Regions from separate parts of the Homo sapiens genome. Here all the other regions are linked to region 2. Evidence: read pairs that join two places in POLR2A ChIA-PET (ENCODE). Cell type or tissue: MCF 10A. All regions are shown on one strand. Links, peaks and the distances in the headings refer to the core of each region. The heading gives the core; the rest is flanking DNA.

Evidence for each region. Peaks named below come from ENCODE experiments on the same cell type or tissue, not always from the same donor. Only the 100,000 strongest peaks of a DNase experiment are listed, where the experiment ranks them.
Region 1: POLR2A ChIA-PET joins it to region 2 with 5 read pairs; 2 of 35 experiments call an interaction of 5 or more read pairs at or near these places.
Region 3: POLR2A ChIA-PET joins it to region 2 with 5 read pairs; 3 of 35 experiments call an interaction of 5 or more read pairs at or near these places.

Annotation. Positions count from the first base shown.
Region 1 is chr5:90,885,132-90,892,731 of GRCh38, forward strand. The region is part of intron 83 of ADGRV1 (adhesion G protein-coupled receptor V1); the gene reads left to right. Among named protein-coding and RNA genes, the nearest start is that of ADGRV1, 330 kb to the left of the region's middle. In MCF 10A, for the core only: no CTCF peak of the experiment used is centred there; a DNase peak (open chromatin) is centred at 3,870.
Region 2 is chr5:90,980,110-90,987,709 of GRCh38, forward strand. It overlaps ADGRV1 (adhesion G protein-coupled receptor V1), which reads left to right. Exons shown (of 90, transcript NM_032119.4): 85 at 5,235-5,413. Among named protein-coding and RNA genes, the nearest start is that of LUCAT1, 330 kb to the right of the region's middle. RefSeq lists enhancers at 300-444, 1,677-1,821, 1,865-2,009, cis regulatory regions at 372, 1,749, 1,937 and a silencer at 2,983-3,277. In MCF 10A, for the core only: no CTCF peak of the experiment used is centred there; a DNase peak (open chromatin) is centred at 3,242.
Region 3 is chr5:91,055,150-91,062,749 of GRCh38, forward strand. All of the region lies in intron 85 of ADGRV1 (adhesion G protein-coupled receptor V1), which reads left to right. Among named protein-coding and RNA genes, the nearest start is that of LUCAT1, 260 kb to the right of the region's middle. In MCF 10A, for the core only: no CTCF peak of the experiment used is centred there; a DNase peak (open chromatin) is centred at 3,612.

The DNA of each region.
Region 1 (7,600 bases), core at 1,902-5,901, 95 kb before region 2:
TAAGGACCACTTCCAGTTTTATTTGGTGAAGAAAATCTTTAGCTCTCTGTAGATTTTTCACAAGACAGACTCATAGATGTACTTGTTGTTCAAGATGTTTTTCTGCTACCACATAACAAGAAATCAGCTTTCTGAAGCAATTAATAATCTCTTGGCAGTCTTTCTAAAGGTTTTCTTGTTCCCAGGTGATTAACTCAAAGACTTCTTAAAGTCTCAGGACTTTATAGATGAAACAGATAGCAATCTGTTGGATGATGACTAAGGATTGTTAAATTATCTTCTCCATACTTACATCTTCTCCATAATGATATGGAAATATTCCAACTTTAGCTTAACTCCTTCAAATTAAAGTTTGTCTCTACAAAACCTCCAGTTAAAGTGAAAATCTGTGGGAAATAACAAACCCATCAGCATATAGTAAGTTTATGGATCAAATGGTTATTACACAACCCTAGGTGAAATGTGATAAGCTTTGAGAGGAGATGGAAGGAAGCATTCTGAAGCTTAATTTGTCTGGCACAAGGTGAGGACTGAAAGGTGACAGTTCTAAGCAGTTAAAATACTGTGGAGATAAGGAGTGCCAGGAGAGGGGTTGGAAACAGGATATTGGTTAGAGGAAGAGATAGAAATGAATCTGCCCCATAATTTGTCTGGCCCTTTTATTCTTAGCCTATTGTTTTAAGGAGTTGCTTAATACTCGGGTCTTGAGGCTACTGCATGTAACATGAAGAAGAAAGGGAAGGAGGGAGAGAGGGAGGGAGGAAGAAAGGAAGGGAGGGAAGGAGGGTGGTGATGTTGCTCATTACCCACTCCCAGTATATGGAAGTGGCTGGATCAAGATCTCATTAACTTTAAAATATCGAATACTAATCCCGTGATGTCCTCCCCTGATTTTAGTGTAGCAGGATTAATAGTTGTACTTAGAAGGCACCAATGATCCTGTTGCTGACATAATCCATATTTTTTGAGCAGCATCAAGAGCTTGCAGCAACCTATCGTTCTGGAGGCTGGCTATTGGCACTATTTTATAGGAAATTGCTCAAAGGAACTCTGATCATATTCTCACTAGTATTACCTAATAGTCGGGAACCTTTATTTTCCTTCTGAAGATGGTTCAAAAAATTATATAGATCACCCACTCCTGGTTGGTCTTTGGCTTCAGCTTCTCAGACTCTTCCTCTCCTGGCCAACTACCAACTGCTAGAGGTTGTCAGCTCACTAGTGGGCTCACTTATTTTCTGTCTCTATAGCAGTATTTAACAAAGTACTGGGATGAGACATGCCTGGAGAGTTTAATAAAAATGCAGATTCAAAGCCTCCACCCCAAACATACTGAATCAGAATCTCCTCAGGAATTGTATACTAAAATTATAGAAATATTACTCCATACTCTCTCGATAAATGATCTCATCATTAGCCATAGCGTTAAGCTTTAACCATTTTTGTATACTTCGTGACTCACAAACTTTTATCTCCACCGTAAACCACTCTTTTAAGCTCTGGTCTTATATACTCTGTTGCTCCTTGATAGCTCTTCTTGGATGTCTCACAGGTATCTCAAATTTAACATGTCCAGATGACAAGTTTAACATCCGCTTGAAAACCATTCTTCCCAGTTTCCCATATCTTAATAATTGGGGCCATCATTCACAGAGTTTCTCAAGCATTATTCTTTCCTTGCTATAAGTGTATTCAGCTTACCAGCAAGACTTTTGTGTGCCAGCAAATTCTTTTAATTCTACCTTTAAATGATGCCATGAGTTCATCTCCTTTTTTCCGAATCCATCTACTACCTTTTGCCAAATGTACCACGTCTTATGTGACAACTGAAATAGTCTTTTAACTGATCTGCCTGCTTCACCTCTTCTCTCAACCAGTTTGCTCTCTAGTTAGGAGCCAGTGTCATCTTTTAAAGATGTCATGCGTGTCCTCTATTGATACCCTTTTACAGCTTTCCACTGCTCTTCAAGATCAATTCCACATCATAATATGGCTGTTAAGACTGTATCACCAGCTCCGGTCCATATCACCAATCTACCACCCACACCACACGGACCTTGCCTTCATTCCCTGAAGCTGTCGTGCCTTGGAACCTTTGTGGGTGCCGTGGTCTCTGCCTGGCATGCTCTTTTCACTGATCCTTGGCTGTTTGTATCAGAGGTTCCTTCTCTCACTTCAAGGATCAGGTTAAATGTCGCCTTTTATGGAGGGCTTCATCACTCTATTTCACTCTATTTAATCCTCCCATCTCTCCAACAGACTGTATTCTCTCAGTTCATTTTCCTGTTCTCTATAGTACTCAGCATGTTGTGGTTCTTGACTTATTCATCTCTGTTTTCTCATGGATGATACACTCCATGAGGGCAAAAACCATGGCTGTTTTCATCACTGCTGTGCACTCATTTTCTGCTGCAGTGCCTGATGAATGATAAGCACTGAATGCATATTTGTTATTACTTATTAAAGTTTTATTTGTTTGTCTTTAATACAAGGCCAAGAATGTCTTCAGTGTAGGGCCAAGAAGTGTTTATATGGGAAACAATTTGGGTGAGATTTTATAATAAAAAATAACAAATTTGATAGCGAAAGTGTAAACCTAAAAACTAAAACCTAACATGGAGTTGTAATAGTTCAACTCTACCTTGTCCCTCCTCTCTCATGCTGTTATGCAGATTATATGTCAATCTTTGATAACATTTACTAGCCAATGCTTCCTTTAGCTGTATAATTCACAATAGCATTTTTGTACCACAGTTTTTTTAAGTCAGGATTCTAGACACAGTAACTAATTTTTTTTCTTTTATGTGGAAAAAGAACACAGGGTTGATCTCAGATACACAGATAAAGTAGGCATTTCCCTACAGAGTCTAACTCTAGGGAGATTATAAAAGCAAATAAAATGAAAAGTATTCTTTAATTCCTGTTTTTGTTGTGTGTCCCAAATTTCACCATTTTGAATATTGTCCTGTTCTGTTAAAATCATATATGCTTGAAAATGTCATTACAGTATCAAACTACAATGTGTATGAGATCTGTCATGTCACATTTATGTTGACTAGTGGAACAGAGTAGCATTAAATAATGTTTTCCCTCTAGAAGGAAGAGTGAGCTAAAGTGAAAACTGACTACCATATAACTCTGTGATAGCATAATTTCATTTTTAAGCAGAAATATTTATGTAGATTTCTGCCTCATTACTGCACTGTGAGTTCTTAAAGAGAAAAAGTTTTTTTTTGTTTTTGCATTTGCATCATTAGGACATAAAATCATAGGTGTTCATAAAATTGTATTAAAAATTGGTAACTAAAATATAAAATAGCAATATCTTCTGGCTGGCAAAAGTGCTTAAAAACAAAATAATACATTCTTGGCAAAAGTTGGAATGATACATTCAAACATATAAATGTGCTTGTGGACTTTGCAGGAAAAAATGACTAATGGGCCTTCATACTTTACAAATGGATAATGTATTTGATGTTGGATATCATATATCATTTGGTGTTTTTATCATTGTACTGCAGATTTGCTTAGTCAACTTTATATTAGTTGCCTTTGTTTTCTCCTTTCTTATCTAGCCATTTTCACCTTCTATGCTTGGCTTATTCAGGTTCAGTGGTACAAATATTGAGTAACAACTGTTGATGTTGGCATACTTTTCACAACCCCTCTGTGGCCTTTCTCCTCATTACCTTATCTGACACTCCTTTCACTGTATTTTTACTATTCCTGCAAAACAGACTCTAGTGAAATATAGGAGCCATAGTGTAATCCTCTGTCTACTATTTTTCTCATAGTAGAAACTGTGGCTACATCTGGGATATCATTAGCAAGCTAAATGCTGACTATCAAATCTTGGATTGTGGCCTTCTATGAGTCATTTGTCTGTTGAATAAGGTGTGTACAATGTTGGAAAGAAATCATAGCAAGGTCTACACTGGAGTGCCAACAAGTTTTTCAAAAAGAGTTACCACACCCAAACAAGCATTTTTTCAAGAGCTAACATTAAGAGTAATTAACATTTAATATACCCCCACTTGTTTGTCCATTAAGTATTCTTGAAAACTAACATTTTAGCCATGTGCGTCAGTGCTCAGTTTAGCCCCTTGATCTTTTAAGTGTTTGTCTTTATTAGGTTTGTCTTCTCTGAAAAGAGACCTTTTTAAATATTAATTGCTTTTCATACAAAGTGAACCTACTCTGTGGAGGTTGATGGTTTAGTTGAATTAACATCAGCATTGTGGTCTCTTAACAGGCCTCTCCTCATTATAGAGAAGACTTATTCAGGGAATGAGGAAGAGCTCAGGGCTCTTCCTTGTACAGACCATTGTTTTCACTACTAGAATATCCCCTTAAGTATATATTCTTAAACAGGGTATTAATACATTTTTGTTGATAGTCTGTTACAGTAAGAGGGAAACTTCTGGTGAATCTTTCATCTACAACAATATAAAAACTATGCAATTTTATTTTTTCCTCATTTTTTCACCTTTTTTGGTCAGATAAAAATAGCCAGATTTTTAAATTATTATATAATTTTCCATGAAATTTTTTTGTGCATAATTTGTTATCAATACTCTTCCATGTACTTGAGAATACCATATTTAATGTATATCAAGTTAAATGATGTTGTGATACCATTTGTTAATGTTTCATATGAGGATAATTGTCCTAAGTCAAACAGATAAGCCCTATCAAAAGTGTGTACTGACACATTTGATAGGAAGCCTGTGGAGAAAGAGAGGGCTGATGGAGACTGAGTTTCTTTCTTGCACATAAATAGTTATTCTCTTACTTGAGAGACTTTGCACACTTGTTCTATACAGCTGCAAAACCTTTGCCCATTCCAGCTGCTCACTCCTAAACCCAGTCTGGTTGATCAGTCTTGCAGCTCATTATATTGATACACTATTTTAGGTGTGATCAATCCTTAACCCCAAGGAGGGAAAAAAGGAATCCCTTTCTTTGTTTGATTCCATATTTTTAAATATAGTCTAAGATTGCTTTAGCTATTTTAGCTATTGAAAATAAATCATAAGGGTGACTTTAGTTATTACACAGTGTGAATCTTTTTGCAACTCACCTTTTCATACCATGTTAGGTTTCTGAAATGTACACTAGCTGTGTGTAGGTCTGTTTTATGCATTTGAAAGGCTATTCTGCCCTGTATAAAGGTCCTATTGTGTGTTCATTCCTTCCTGTCTGGATGAACTCTGAATGGTTTCCACCCTTTTGCTCTTACACATGGTGTTTCAGTGAGCAATACAGCACAGCGGTTAACAACATTGACTCCAGAGCTGGATTGCTTGGGTTTGTAGTTCTACCACTGCTAGTTACAGGACCTTGACAAGTCATAAAACCCAGTGCTCAGTTCACCCACCTGTTAAATGAAGCATATTTCCTATGAGGTAGGCATATTATGAAGATAGCAGAGTAAAAACACATGAAAGACTTAAACAGTACCTGTCACATAAGAAACACTATACAAGTGTTCCATTTATTAACATGACCCTTTTACACGCCTCCTTACATATAAATGTGACACATTTTCATGTGTAAATGTCTAGAAGGGTAATTTCTGGGCCACAGCATAAGGATATATTCAGTTTGGCCCCCAAATTGTTAAATTGTTCTCTAAAGACATTGTAACAACTTATATTTCTATCAGTGCCATGTAAATTACTGTTTATCCTCATCTTCTTCAACACTTCGTGTCATCAGATTTTTTTACTATTTTTTATCTGCTGATTTTAATTAGCATTCCCTGATAAAGAGTAAAGTTGAAAATCTTTTTAAATTGGCATTTCTTGGAGTTTTCAATTAATATACTTTGTACAAAACAAAATGTATGACAGTGGATATGAGCATATGAAATTAAAAGGAAATTCACTTTTTACCTCTAGGAAGAAGGAGCAGGAATGGAATGGGAGAGCGGGTTTATATGCATCTGTAACATTTTTTTTCTTTAAACAAAAAAGTTTGAAAAAATATGGAAAATTTTTATTGTTTTAATTTGGATGATGAGTAGCTGTTTATATTTTATATTATAATATATATTATTTATATATATTATATAAAAGCCAGCATTTAGACTTCCTTTTGATTAGACATACTTTTGTATTTCTCACTCTTTGTGTGTGTGTTGGAGTTAGCAATAGATGTGTGTATTGGGGTAATGATGTTATAGGGGTGTTAGACAACACAAACTGAAAGGTAATATCGAAATAGCTTTTAAGAAAATATCACCTTCCTATAGATGACTGATAAGTGATAGCTATATTCTAAATATAATTAAGAAAATTAGTATGTGCAGGGAAGCAAATTACTTACGGTAAAACTTTAATTATAAAAGTATAAATGGGAAAATGAAAATAATATCTAACATGAAAAATATATTTGGAGCATAATAGGAGCAAAAAGGAGAAACTTTTTCAGGTACTGATAATCATCTCATCAATTATGGTGTGATGATAAAACAATAAAATATCCTATAGAATATCATATTTAAAATGTTTTACTACAAAATTAATTAGATCAATAAAATTTTACTTGGCTATAGCATAAAAAGTTCCTTTCTTTTCACTTTTAGAAGAATTTCTGTTTTAGATAATATCATTAAAATAGGTGAAATGTTATTGACAATGAAGGGAAGCAAATGTCATAAACCCGCCTGCTATCATTGCTTATCCATGTAAATATGTAATATTTAATTTGGGGAAGCAGTAATATATTTGTAATTATTAATGTAGTTAATATGGAAACTTTGGTTCTAACATGGACAAATTATATATGGTATAACCTCATCTAGGTAATTTTTCTTTAGTCTCTATTGAAAAGTTATGAGTTCAGAGTAGAAAATGCACTTTAAGTTTCATCCTTTAGAATGTAAAGACTAAAGGATGGATTCTTTTGAAAAAATTGACTAGAACTCTTGATTCTAGTTTCAAGGGGAAGTGTCATAGAATCTTTCATGGAACTAAAAAATCATTAGTGTAGATTTATCCACTTCTTTTGCTTTGAAGTGCTCACCTCTCTCAATGTTGCAAAATTTCATGTGAATGTGAGGTCACCTTTCCATCATATTTCTTAACATGTTTCATATAATAAACTTTTATTATCTTGAGAAATTTTCAAATTTGTTCTGTTCTAGTACTTTCTGATTCAAATTGTCCAACACAGTGTTATAATAATTTATGAGACTGTTTCATTGATATGAAGATAGAATAATATGTGATAAAAGTATGGTTTTCTTAATTTCCCAGATCCCAAAGAACAAAGTCTTATGTCATTCAGGCCTGGCAATTTGAAAATCATAACCATTTGAAAATTAGGTCAGTTATGGATCCATTAATCAAATACATTTAAAAAAACTTTAGTGAAGTAAATTGGAAAAACAAAGATACTCATTTAAAGTGTACAATTTGATAAGTTTTGACATATATGTATATATACATACCATTAAAAATCATCAGCACAATCAAGGTAATGAGGATACCCCAAAAGTTTTCTCTTACCCCTTTTAATCCTTCACCCCCACTCTTCTATCTCCAGTTAGCCAGTGGTCTGTTTTCTGTTACAAAATATGAGTTTGTATATTCTTGAA
Region 2 (7,600 bases), core at 1,609-5,608:
TGATCATGATATGCTGGTAATTGTGAGAAGTGTGAGAATTCAAGAGTACATCATCTTTCCTGATAAGCAACAATGAAAATAAGAAGATGGTAGCTCTAATATACTAATGTTTAGAGTTATTAAAGATGAGACTATTTAGTAACATCACTGATTTTTAAGCTAAAAAAATTTTCATTTAATTGTCTCTTTCCAACTGACAAATTTGGTGGTTTATAATGCTGAAAATATTTTGGAATTTTTTTGGACTTGTCTTCAGAGACTATATCGTATCTGTTTAAATGACCTTAATGCTAGGAAACTTTGTATTCGGAGTGTGTATGAAATGTAGAAACAGTCAAGTAGGATGAATTTAGTTGGTTAACTTTGGGCATAATAACATTTCGGCTAAAAATGACATGACTACATTGTGAGGGTGGGTGGTCTTAAGATAGTTTATAAGATCCTTCTAACAACATTTTAAAAGCTTAGAAACAGAAGTGTAAATAGAGACCTACATATTGAATATTTTAGTACAGTCTTTAGCAGAAAACGTGTAAGATAAACAGTGAACAGTAAGCTATGTTTAGTTAGCATGAAGCATATTTAGGTGAGCGACACCCTTTGACTTGCGTTCTGTTAGTTCCACATTGGATAAACGCATAGTCAATCAGGCACACAGATCACATTTGCTATATATCTGTTAACATTAAATTATTGTGCAAATATAATGATCTGTTAATACTCTTAAGTTAGATTATGAAGGAAGAACAGTGATTTCAAGGAAAGGAATACAACAGGTCCTCAAGTAATATCATTTCATTCAATATCGTTTTATTGTAACATTGATGAGAAAATAAATAAATTGCTAGCCTTGGTTACTCTCTGTGAGATGTGAACCCTGAAAATTTGAGACAGGTCTCAGTTAATTTAGAAAGTTTATTTTGCCAAGGTTTAGGACACACGCCCATGATACAGCCTCAGGAGGTCCTGATAACATGTACCCAAAGTGGTCAGAGCACAGTTTGGTTTTATACATTTTAGGGAGACATGAGACATCAATCAACATATGGAAGGTGAACATTGGTTCAGTCTGGAAAGGCAGGACAACCCAAAGCAGAAGTGGGAAGACTCAAAGTGGGGAGTGGGCTTCCAGGTCATAGGTAGAGAAGATACATTTTTTGAGGCATTATTTTGAGTTTCTGATTAGCTTCTCCAAACGAAGCAATCAGATACGCATTTATCTCAGTGAGCAGAGGGGTAACTTTGAATAGAATGGGAGGCAGGTTGGCCCTAAGCAGTCGCAGCTTGACTTTTCCCTTTAGCTTAGTGATTTGGGGGCCCCAAGATTTATTTTCTTTTCACAGTGGAGTTTGCATGTTCTCCCCATGTTTGCATGGGTTTTCTCTAGTACTTGGGTTTCCTCCCACATCCTAAAGCTGTGCACGTTGGCTTAATTGGTATGTCTAGATGTTCCCGCTCTGCATGTGCATGGGTGTGTATGTGTGAGTGCACCCTGTGATGGGATGACATCCTGTCCAGGGCTGGTTCCTGCCTTGTGCCCTGAGCTGCCAGAATGGGCTCTGGTCATCCTTGACCCTGAACTGGAATAAGCAGGTTATAAAATGAATGAATAAGTGAATACAAATTATTGTAAAATAAAAATTTATAAAGTATATGAAGAAAGTAAATCATGTAAATGCAGGACAATAAACAATGCTGTACAGAAGTGCACAGGGAGCCTGCCATGTTTGTGATTGTTTTTGACATGCCTAGTGGTAGAAGGTGCTCCTGACAATTTTCACTGTGCAAACATTGATTCCTTGATTTAACCCACCATCATGACAACCAGTGGCACTCATTGATTCACCAAAACCTGGATAAATTACTTACTTGAGAGGCTGAGGTGTCAGGATTGCTTGAGCCCAGGACTTCAAGGCTGCAGTGAGCTATGATCATGCGACTGCACTCCAGCCTGGGTGACAGAGCAAGACCTTGTCTCTAAAAAAAAATTTTGTAAAAATAATCATCTCACTTGTTCTTATCCATCTTTCTTAAAGGTATGTATAGGTCACACTTAATTCATTGTTTAATATGAGAAGTATTTAGGTCTTTATTTAGAAGCTTGGTCATTGTTTTGTGACCAGAAACATGCCATAGGAACTTAACTCTTTTCTGTATCAGTTAATCTATGGTAACGTTGGTTTCATGATACTTTGTTTTGCTTAATTTTGCAGTTTCCAAGAACCTATTGATGGTATTAAGTGAGGACATATTGTATAGTCAAATGCTCCACCATCTTCTTTTGGTTTTTAAAAAAAATGGCAGTAACTAGAGATTTTAACACCACTGCTTTGGGAAAGCAATACATTAATACATCTCATTCAAGTTTTGGGTGGAAGAAGAAAGAAAAACTAAGTTAACTAAGTTGAGCTAATGTAAACAAACATTGAAATTGTAAAGGCATTTTGGATAACTCATTGAACCTAAGAACTGTAACTACAGTTAGACCTCACAGGGACTGTGAGCATTCTTCTCTACTAACACACCTCTGCTTCACTGCCCTCATGGCTACGCCCTTTCTATGTCCACTTACTTCAGTCGACCAGCTTAGACACTCATGGAACATCAAGGAATTCAGTGTAGATGATTGGCTCAGCCGGGCCAGGCTTCTCCCCTGATTAAATCAGCTGTGGCCAGGGGAGCAATGTCAGGGAGTACACAGAGCACACTGAGCGCACTCTGCATGTGGTGGGAGGAGGGTTAGAGAGGCAGGGTTTGGAAAAGGGCTGCTCATGAGCTAGGCATTTGTCCAAAAATGTGCCTACCACACTACATTAAAATAAAATTCAAGTAAAACTTGAAATGAGCTAGTCAACACAAATCTTACGTTTGGCCTATGTAATGTTTCTAAAATAATTAAATGTTGTTCCATTACATTCTAGTATTTCTAGTCCATAGCTTTAAAAATGATATATTATGGGAAATACTTCTCTAGAGTATATTTCAGTGATCATATTCTTTTAAGAAGAAATTTAAATTATTTTTTATTTATAATTGGCAAAAGCTTATGACATTTGAAGCTTGTTTTACTTAATCAAGTATTCAGTAATTCAGCCACTCTGGGCCTTGAGCTCTTTGGGACAGAAGCACTGCATGTATAAATCTAACAATTACATTTGTCTCAGTCTTATCTGAGCCTGTGGTCAAGGCCAGACAGCTGCTGACAGGTTGAGTAATTCTGACTGATGGAACTAATGTCCTTCTGCGTAAAAGCAGACATTTTGAAAATGTCTCAATCTTTATCATGGTGAATCAGCTTAGAGTCATTTAGCAATCTGTACCCTCCTCCTTGACTCTTCCACCTACTGCACCACCGAGTTACGATGTCACATGGATGCACACAAGCATCTATCCAACATAAATAATTAGTACTTTTGTTTAGAAGATGGATTAATCAATGATTCTTGCTTTGTATGAATTTTCATTCTTTAACAGGCAGTATTGATTACCCCAGCAACAACACTTTACACAACCCCGCTTATTTGAGTCCACATCCCTATATTAATTATAGAAAGAAAAAAAAAGTTGGATCTAGTAATTTTTAAAAATGAATTAGAACAAAGTTACATAAGCAACAACTCAAAACATGCTTCATAATTACAGATATAAGCAGATGTACATAGAGATATGGAGTGCTGGCAGGAAATAAAATTCAGAGACACAAATCTCTAAGTAACCAAACATTTTTATCCTTCCCTGGTTTAGCCTAATACTAATCCCTCAAGGCTAATTTGGTACAGATACAATCTTACTCAGAAGCCTCAGTAAATAAAACATCTGAAAGCCTTCCCACAAACATTAGGAATGCTTATTTTTCAAATAGAAAAGTGTTTATCTTTTGTCTTTCACACTGTCTGACCTCTTAATAAGAGATTTAAGAAGAGGCAGTCACATTTTCCAGCATTGACTATGTATGTGCTCAGCACTTTACATGTAACATCTCATTTAATCTTTATAATAACCTTGTTGTATACATGCAACTGAGGCTCTGAAAATGTTGTGACTTGCCCAAGATTATCCACTTAAAGTATAACATTAATGAGTATGAATGAATTATAGACATATAATAATATAGACATAATATATAATTCATTCATACTCACACTCTTTCTACCATACAAAATTGAGAAGGAGGATTTATCCAGGCAATAAGTATTACTGTTTGAAATATGTATGGCATGGCATTCAATATTGTTACTGTACTAAATGATAATTAAATATGAGCATTCCTTATGGAAAGAAGACACTAGAAGACTTAGATCCAAGTTAGGTGTGGGATTTGGAGCCAACATAGCATTTATAGGCCTCAGTTTTCTTACTCTTATTTATTTAATGTGTCCCCTCATCCCCCTTCACTCTACACACTTGTCCCATTTATATGTTTTATCTCAGTAGGAAATAACAGATATAAGATGTGATGTAAATATAATATAAAAGAAATATTGCCCTTAATTATTTGTGTCCCACTTATTTGGAAACTAAGGTTCAAGAAAGTAAATACCACCCCATCTCTTTCACTGCTGTATCCCCAGCACCTACACTGGTCTGTGAAATTTAGTAAGCAATAAATATTTGTCATGTGAATGAACAAAAGGGAGAGAGTATAAATTGGGAAACATGGACCACAAAATGAACACCACTATAGTACTTTCTCTCTGTGCGATCATTTTCTGTTTATTTGTCTACACCTTCCACTGGACACTGAGATCAAGGTTGTCTTCAACGTTATTTCCCCACTAGAACAGTATCTGGCCCTGCCATATGATAGGCCCTCAATAAATAAAAATTGTCAAAAAGCTTGAAAATATAGGGCTTTTTATTTCATTATCACCTGGAAGTTAATGTGGGAAGTAGGTTTGCATATCAGAGTATGTTTCTTCAAAGACACGTTTACAAAACAGTCATAGAAGATTGTAACTGAGAGTAAATCAGAGCAAATTAAGGCAAATAAAAAATACAGCAAATCAACTAAATATTTCCCTGTGTTTCCAGAATTTTGAGGTATCCTGAATTTCTTGGATAAGAATGAAATTGTTATGAAAGAATGAATGTATGAACTAACTTAAAAAAATCAAAACTAATTATTAAGTAGATCCTGGCCTTTTGTTGGTCGGTAACATTGCCTAAGCCAGTAGAGTTTGTGTTCTGTGCCATTAAAGAAGAGCCTGTTCATTTTATGTTGTTTTCTTCCTTAGTCTGTGAATTTCTGGTACGTGCTGGTGATGAATGATGAGCACACAGAGAGGCGATATCTGCTGTTTTTCCTTCTGAGTTGGGGACTACCAGCTTTTGTGGTGATTCTCCTCATAGTTATTTTGAAAGGAATCTATCATCAGAGCATGTCACAGATCTATGGACTCATTCATGGTGACCTGTAAGTACACCCAGGCAACACATTGCCCTAGCTTTCATGTACCTAAGCAGATTTCGTTGCCATAAGAGCTGTGATTGAATAAGTACCAGGAAGATCTTTGCTTTTCTGCCACAGTGTCTGAAGCTCTGCTTACTCTAATTACTCTTTTAAATAGGAAGCTGTGGCCTCTCAAGTTTCTTTGGTAGATGCAGTTTTCTCAAGTGAGTTGGTGTATCAAACAGTTCATGGTAATTTGTACCTTAGCATTTAGTTTATTAGATTGGAGCAAACTAATATTTAGCAAAATCAGGGCACTATGAAATTTTTGATAAAGAATTTGTGAAAACAGTTGGAGTGTGGCACATTCTCTAAGCAGTGTGTTTTTGGTGAGGGTGGGGGATGGCAGCCACCATCACCCATAAGATCCCTGAATACTGAACGACTGCCTCACAGTGAATGGAGAGTGTCTGAAGAAGTGCATAGGAACAAGACAAGATCACCTTGGTCTTAGATATTCTTATTAAAATACCCTTTTAATCTTGAAATCTTAACACTTTTTTATGTACATATGCACATATATATGCATAATATATATATATATATATTATGCATATATATATATATATGTGACTTAATCCTAAATCCGGTATGTTGTAGCTTTGAGGACCACTGAGCCCCTCTTAATAGCTCCACATGTAGGGGGTGGAAAAACACTTTGCAATAATAAAGCTCAACCAATTCTTGGTATAAGGAAGAGAAAAAGTAGAATTCTAAATAAGAAAAAATAGCCTATTCACAATCTTTTGAAGACAGTATTACTTAATTATCTCACAGGTTATTATGAAGATAAAATTAGCTAGTAGACATGAAAAATATTGAAAGTTAAAGTACTATATCAGCAGTCATTTTAATAGAATTATTGCTTATGATCAATTATATACTTAATAAATACTTGTTATTGATGTATACAAATGTATTTCACACATAGGCAATCACAGACACATACCCCATACCACATTCAGATAAAGGAGGCTAGCTATGTAAAACACACCTAAACACACAAACGTACACAAACATGCAAACACAATACACACACTAATATACTATGTATTTTTGTAATTCTGTCTTTTTATTGAAATTCAAAAGACTCCCTAATACTGATTATTTTATATTATAATGTATTTTATGCATATACAAGTCTATATTCCTATAATCTTCTAAAAAGGAACGATGGCATCTTTCAGAATTATATTATGATTTTTTACATTTTACTATCCCTTGCATTAATTTAAATCGTGGACTGCCAGGATTAATTTCAGAAAATTCTACGTCATTCTTTGTGATATGCAAAGTAACCACGAAGCAAGCCGTGGTGGCTAGCAGATCATTCTTTTCATGAGCTCCCTGGCAAGACAGGACTTATTTAATTTTAGCATTACATGTATACCCATCCAGCCTTGCTAAATGGACCCAATGAATGTAATATTAATTAGAAAAAACTATCTTGATCCTTTTAAAAGGATTTTTAAAGGGAGAAATAAACTATGATCAAAGAATGTCCAAATGAGCTTACTCAAAGTATTTGCCTTCTTAAGCTTTTGGTAAATGTTCTCTATGACCAACTAAATTATAATAAGTGAAATGTAAAATATAGTTACTTCTACCTGGTTTTAATCTTAAAGATTTGTTAGACCAGAGGCCGGGCGTGGTAGCTCACGCCTGTAATCCCAGCACTTTGGGAGGCGGAGACAGGCTGATCACAAGGTCAGGAGATCAAGACCATTCTGGTGAAACCCCATCTCTAGTAAAAATACAAGAATTAGCCAGGCGTGGTGGCGCATGCCTGTAGTCTCAGCTACCCGGGAGGCTGCGGCAGGAGAATCACTTGAACCCAGGAGGCGGAAGTTGCAGTGAGCCAAGATCACGCCACTGCACTCCAGCCTGGGTTACAGAACAAGACTCTGACTCAAAAAAAAAAAAAAAAAAAAATTATTAGATCAGCGTGTCTAACCTTTGCATTACAGGTTACTTTTCTCCTTAATTCACAAAGAATATTCCTAAGTCATTCCCATACGAATTTATTCTAGCTTATAAAAATTCTATATCTTACTTCAATTTTAATATAAGGTTATAAACTGATATATTATTTATACTAAAATATTGTATACTTATATCATCATTTTAAAGCATGCCATTTCTCTAGAGGTC
Region 3 (7,600 bases), core at 1,902-5,901, 75 kb after region 2:
TAAAGGAAATGTTTGCTCTTCTGAGAAATGGTATTAGACACTGGATTAGAGGTGATGACAACTTTGTGGATTAAGACCTCTGATAAGCTTGCTGTTGCAAATATATATATATATATATATTAACCAAACATTTGAATAGCATGTAAAATGAAATATGAATACAGTTAAGTGTCATATATGATTTCTATACATGAGTAGACATTACAGTGTTACAGCAAAGAAATTAAACCAATTTGCATACTAAAGTTAATGATAATAATGGCTGTCCTTTACTGACTCCTTATCACATGCTAGGTATATGCTAAGCACTTTGATTACCTCATTTATCCCTCACAACAAATTTATGGGGGAAAAAATAGATTTTATTTATATTTTACAAATAAGGCTAATGAGGCTCAGACAGGTAATTTCTTTCACCCATAGTCACAAAGCTATTAAAAAGCAGTGCTGGTGCTCAAAGCCAGGGCTATCTGATTCAGAGTTCACATCGGTAAGCTCTTCACTTTCTCACTGTTTTGTGAAATTATCATGTTCTTTTCTTCACTTCAGAATGACCCAGACAGTGGTGAGTTTTGGTGTATTTCCACACATAATCCAACCCAGTGAGATTAGTCTCTGTTCTATGTGACAACAGGCAACAGAATCTTTAAGCAAGTCTTTAATTTAGAGGTTGGTGCAAAAGTATGAATTTTAAATCATTTTATAACTAAACACATCTTTATTAATCAAAATAGAATCCATTACAATGAACACATTTTTGCCAACAAGAAATAAGTTTGTTTATTCCTGTAGTGTAAAAATCTGTGCTTCTGGATTTGATGAACTGTTGGAAAGCATTTTCTGCATCCTGCTGGTTGTGGAAGCATTTTCCCTGCAAAAAGTTGTCGAGATGCTTGAAGAAATGGTAGTCGGTTGGCGAGAGGTTAGGCGAATATGGCAGATGAGGCAAAACTTCAGAGCCCAATTCATTCAACTTTTGAAGCGTTGGTTGTGCGACGTGTGGTTGGGCATTGTTGTAGAGAAGAATTGGGCCCTTTCTGTTGCCCAATGCCAGCTGCAGCGTTGCAGTTTTCAGTGCATCTCATCGATTTGCTGAGCATACTTCTCAGAGGTAATGGTTTCGCCAGGATTCAGAAAGCTGTAGTGGATCAGACCAGCAGCAAACCACCAAACAGTGACCATGACCTTTTTTTTGGTGGAAGTTTGGCTTTGGGAAGTGCTTTGGAGCTCGGTCCAACCACTGAGCTGGTCATCGCCAGTTGTCCTATAAAATCCACTTTTCATCGCGCATCACAATCCGATTGAGAAATGGTTCATTGTTGTTGCATAGAATACGAGAAGATGACACTTCAAAACGACAATTTTTTTTTTGAATTTTCTTTCAGTCAGCTCATGAGGCACCCACTTATCCAGCTTTTTCACCTTTCCAATTTGCTTCAAATGCCCAATGACAGTAGAATGGTCGTCATTGGGTTCTTTGGCAACGTCTTGTGTTGTTGTAAGAGGATCAGCTTTGATGATTGCTCTCACTTGGTCATTGTCAACTTCCGATGGCTGCCCACTAGGCTTCTTATCTTCAAGGCTGTCGTCTCCTTTGCAAAACTTCTTGAACCACCGCTGCTCTGTACATATGTTAGCCACTCCTGGGCCAAAATGCATTATTGATGTTGCAAGTTGTCTCCACTGCTTTATGAGATATTTTGAACTAGAATAAGAAAATCGCTCGAATTTACTTTTTGTCTAACATAATCTCCATAGTCTAAAATAAACATAAAACAAACAGCAAGTAATAAGTCATTAGCAAAAAAACCATAAATCGAGAAATGCCCACTAAAATGATGTATAATATAACCACATTTATTTAAGAATGTATTCCATTATCAAATGGCAAATTCCAACAATGGAAATTCCTTTTGTACCAACCTAATATTTTCTCCTGACTCCTCTCCACACACCTAGGTAATAGGCCAACTATATGAGTAAGGAAGAGCAGCCCTGACCTTTACGAAAATTGTGTTGTTTAAAAGCACATGATACCTTCCCAAATGGGATGGATATCACACTTTTGAATTTTCAGTGTGTTTTTAAATTATTTCCATTTTGTAGCACATGCAAGATTTATTTGAAGAAAGAAAAAAAATAAAGAAAAGAACAAATAAACTATTGTACCATCATAAAGGGAAGTGTTTGAAGATATTAGCTGGCCCAGCTCCACAATTAAGAAGTTTGGCTACAATTAAAAACTTAAGAATATCAGTCAAAAATATTTACTGTCTATTAGATCATCATTTTTTTAATGAGAAGAAATTTAGAAAGTGCATAAGGAGACAGCCTTACATTGTTTAAAGCCAGTTTTAGACTATTTGGACTTTTCTTATACATGCATGAGTATGCTCAGAAATTCAAATTACTCTGCTGTTCCTATTTTATTTCACTGCCCTGAAATCCTGTTGTTGAAACTACAAGACTTGAAAATAACAGGAACATCCTGTTGACAAAAATAAATTCCTTATGATAAAATATTTTTCAACTGAAGCCAATTTTTTTTGGATGGGGAAAGGGCCTTGGTGGGAGAGGGGATTGTGAGTGACAGAATGTTGGTTTGGGTTCATTGCTCTTTCCTCCTAGCTTTGCTCTCTCTCCTTCTAACGGAATTAGTTGTATTATTTTACATGAATTTTTGTATTATGCAAAAATGTTGATGTGTGGTGTCTTTGAAAACTGTTTTATGGAAGGAATACGTGTGTCTGTGCTGCCCAGGTATTACTAGTGAGTATTATACTTAGGAATGAGCATGTTTAGTGTGATGTTCACTAAACACTTGATTTATTCAATAGTCCCCTAACCCCTGGGAATGCATATGCAAAGAATAAAATGTTTCAGACATTTGCTTAACAAGGGATTTTAGATTATTTGCAGAATATGGTCCCTGAAAACATTTTAGGTTATTTTTCCATGGAGTCTGACTTACGCTGAGAAGCCTCATTATAGCACTGACCAGGAGTTTAAACAGTCAGGTGCTGGGCAGGCCTCAGAAGTCCTTGCACTTGGTTTCTTCACCCATCATGCTGGAGGGAGGGTGGCATGACCTCTACTATCCCTTCTAGTGCTCAGATTCAATGAAGGAACTTATTTTTTAAAGAAGGAAGTGCTGTTATCTTTCTAATGGGCAGCTCAGAATGGCAGGGATATTAATAGTGGCCTGCATTCCAATAGTCAACACTGAGATCTTCCAGCAGTCACCCCATCCAGAATGCAGGCTTTGAAAGGCTAGAAACCCTCCCTCTTCCATAAAATCGTTAGGTAATTGACCTTTTTTTTTTTTTGGCATCTTTTGCCCTCTTTTTGGAAGCTTTGTGGGAGTGGGACAGTAGTATGGAAGATAAGAAACCCTAAGTTTAAATCCCTAGAAAAGCCCCTGAACCAATAGTCAATTTACTGCTGCTAACACCACTGGCCAGACTGGTTTGTCAGTCACTGGTGGTGTGATGGTGTCATGTTGGGCTTCCTTATTACGTGCCTCTTTTTGAATGACCCATCATTACCTTGACTTTTCAAATTGGACCAAGTTTCAACACTGATTTTGCAGAAACACACATGAGTCATGAGGAAAAGTAGCAAAGGGAAAGTTTTCCTCCTTCCCCTCATGCGGACGTGCTGTGGACACAGGCAGACAATCATAATTGCATGACTGAGTCACCTTACACACCTGCTGATCGGTAAAGAACTCAAGAGAGAAAGAGCTGATTTCACCTGCCTCTTCCACAAAGTCTCCTGACTACCCCAACTGAGGCACTGTTTTCTTTCACTGAACTCATACTGCACAGCACTTTTCTCTGACACATAAATAAATGTGATGAATGTTCACACTTTCCTCTCTACTATTTGGTATCTTCTCTTTTTTAATGCAAATTAAATCTTGTATACTGTATACATAGGAGGATTTGGGCTTAGCAATAGACGACAGTGATCATGGTTATCTTTTATTGAGTACCTACGGCATGCCAGCCTCTGATCCAAGACCTTTACATGTATTCACTCATTTGGTTCTCACTGCACTCTTGTAAGGTAGATGCCATTGTTTTCCCTATTTTATTTTTTGGAAAACTGAGCTGTGGAGAAGCTACATACTGAGTATGTGGAGAAGCTACATAGTTGCAAAGTCAATAAGAGGTGTACCTGGGATCCTTCCAAATATCTGGCCTCAGAGCCTTCATTATTACCAGTATTTTTTTTGCAAGCAGAATTATTCTAACCCATCAGTAAAAGGCTTCTCCTCACTCTGTCCTTCCCCCTACATTATACCCTCAACAGCAAGATCATTTTCTTTTGAGAAGCTTCTTTACAAAAATCATAAAGGAGCTCTCTTGACATCTGTCTATCTAGCTCATTAGACGTGTCTAGTTTAGGGCAGTTCAAATTGGGACTTTTAAAATGTTGCCTCTACATATGTATGATCTAATTCTTACCACTTCAAAGCTTCAGGGAAAGTGAAATGTGTCATTTCCCCCTCAATATTGGGAATTCCCCATAAAGTGGATAAAATTTTAGCCTGTATTTCCTTTTAGTTTTACTTTCCTCTTCTGAAATTAATTCATGACCTCTATCTCAAGTTTTCTCCAGATTTTTGGCCCATATTTCTTTTTAACATTTATCAAATATCCCTTGCATATTGGCCTTTTACATTTCTTAAGTTTCCAGTTTTAACTGTAACATTGCAGGACACATAAAAATGATAAATAAATACTAATTAATAGTAACATCATAGACTAGCAACAATCCAATATGAGCATATTTAGGGTTTAGATATCTTAGTACATTTTTATGTACTAACCCATTACACAGCAAACACCAACGTCCTTACATATTTATTCAATTAAAAAATTAGGATACCAGGATTGAAATGGGCTCTGCAACAGAGCTGAGTATTGGATTTGAGACATAAGTCATCTACAACTTAAGATAATAACCTTAAAATGATGGACATATAACCTCATCTACTCACACTGTCACTGTTTTCTTGCTGTTTGTTTGTTTGTTGCTGGGGGGCGGGGCAGCAGTTTTGGTTCTTTTGCTTGTTTGTTTGTTTGGTTTTTTGAGACACTCTGTTGCCCAGGCTGGAGTGCAGTGGCATGATTATGGCTCCAGCCATCCTCCCACCTCAGCCTCCCAAGTAGCTGGAACTACAGGCACACTCCACCATGCCTGGCAATTTTATATGTGTGTGTGTATATATATATATATATATATTTTTTTTTTTAATAGAGACGAGGTTTCACCATGTTGTCAAGGCTGGTTTCAAACTCCTAGCCTCAAGAAATCCCCCAACCTCAGCCTCCCGAAGTGCTGAGGTTACAAGCATGAGCCACCACACCAAGCCACTGTTTTCTTAATAATTGAAAGTTACCTTACTATTTCCAGAATTTCATGATTAAAATTTTAATAATAGTGCAAAGAAATGTATAGTGTATTTTAAACAGAGTATGACTAACTTTAACCGATGATTTCTTAATGGTTTTAAGTTATTTAGGATCACCAGTTATTGCAATGTGCTGCAAATGTTAATGTGACTAAAGATGGCAAATATGGGTGTGACTGAATGTTCACCCCTGCAGGGGATGCTCTAGAAGTTTTTTCTTGGAGCATTTGTAACTATCACATAAAGCCACATATGGGGCTAATTTCCAGGTCAGTGTAATGTGGCTACTGTTCTCTAAAATGTGATGAATAATTAAACGTTTAATTATCCTTCTACAAAATGATTTTTGCCCTTTTGAGGAATCAAACCATTGCTGTGAGGATTTTTTTGCCAGTCAGACATCTACAACATGAATAGTGGCCAAGAGTGACACTCATTGGGCATAGACCCATCCAGAATGCAGGCTCTGAAAGGCTAGAAACTCTCCCTTTTCTAGAAAATCATTAGGTAACCAGCCTTTTCTTTCCAGGCACCTTTTGCCCTCTTTTTGGAGCAAGAGGTAAGAACAGGACACCTTGAATACTCTAGGACAACGATATTTTCCAGTACCAAACAATTTTGTTTTATGAGAGAACATAGAGCATTCATACATACAAAAAATAACAAGTCAGCCTGACCTTATTCTGATGAAATGCTGATGGGGCTTGATTCACTGGAACCTACCTGGAATGAAGTTGGCAAGCGGTGTCCAGTGGATTTATTTCAGCAGTTTTATCAAGTTGCTTAGGGAACAGGCTGCTCAGACTTGAGTTTCTTGGAAAAAGACTTTAACCTACTAATAGTTGGAGTCCATTATTTGCCTTTGGAATTATATGTAAATATATTTAACTCCTTAATGAGCCAGGGATGTGGGCAATTCTTCCTTATTAACCAAGAGCTAATTATTTACAATATAAGGTGGTATTTTAATGTAGCCAGTATATCTGACTACTTCAAAATCTTAGTTTAATATCAAATGAAATCAAATACCTGCTCTTTTCGAATTAGATGAAATAATATTGCTGTAATGTGTCCATTTTTCTTTCCTCAATCTTTTCAAGCAATATAAGCATATAAGTACATTTTAAGCACTTAAAAATGAGCCCAATTCTTGTTCCTTGGTCCTTTGGCATTTTTTGAGGGATTTGTCAATATGTAGAGTTAGTTAGCAATTCTCACCATGGTGTGGAGTGTGCTCTAAAACAGGTAGACATGATAGTGATCCTGTGCATCTTCAAGAGCAATGTTGTTTAAAGAATAGTTGTGTGTTCACTCCCTTTTTCTCTCTATCACTTGCTCACTAGCTATGTTTTAACTATGGTCATTGTAGTTGCAGGTAAATCCACAAGAGTTATTTCAAGTTGAAGGGGGGTGGGAGTATAGCAGTATACCACAGGCATTCCCGTGGATATTCAAAAGTGGTACAGTTGGACCTCAGGAAACCTAGAACTAGCATGCTAGAAACCAGAGCCACATTGTTCTTCTTTTAGAGACCACAGAGTCTCTCATTTGTGTGTTGTTACTTGCATCTGAACCCTCTTCTTCTTCTCTCCCCTTTTCTCTTGCTTCCTCTTCCCCTTTCTCTGTTCATTTATTCTGAAGATTTGTTTGTTTGCTCCAATATGGCCATTTGCCCTGACATCAACTCTAGTGTCCACCAATAATGTGCAACTGTCCCTGTCAAATTCTCAAGGGCAAAAGACAGATTGGCTCAGCTCAGCTTTTAGAGCAGAGTCACCAAATTATAAGTCAGGGGCAAGCAAGAATCGTTGTCTCTGAGGCAGGTGCTCATCTCAGAACTAGTCATCTGTGGCTGGGAGAGTGGGGGTGGAGGATGTAGCACAGGGGTCCCCCTTTCCAGAAACTTTGAGTAGCACAGGTCACTGTGGAATATGTCTGTTGCACTCACACAGAAACCTTATTCCTTCAACAGCTGTTTAGATGCAGCAGAACTGAATATTAACGTCGTAGCACACCCACTGCACCCCAGCACTTTCCTTCCCATCTCGTTTGGCCAGTCTGCAGATCTGCGGTATCCTCTGTCACTTTACTGCTAGCTCTCCTTTTCTGCAACATTCAGATTGCTTCTGAACATTGCATCTGAACAGCCCAGGCTTCTAAATATCACAGATCTCTGTTTTT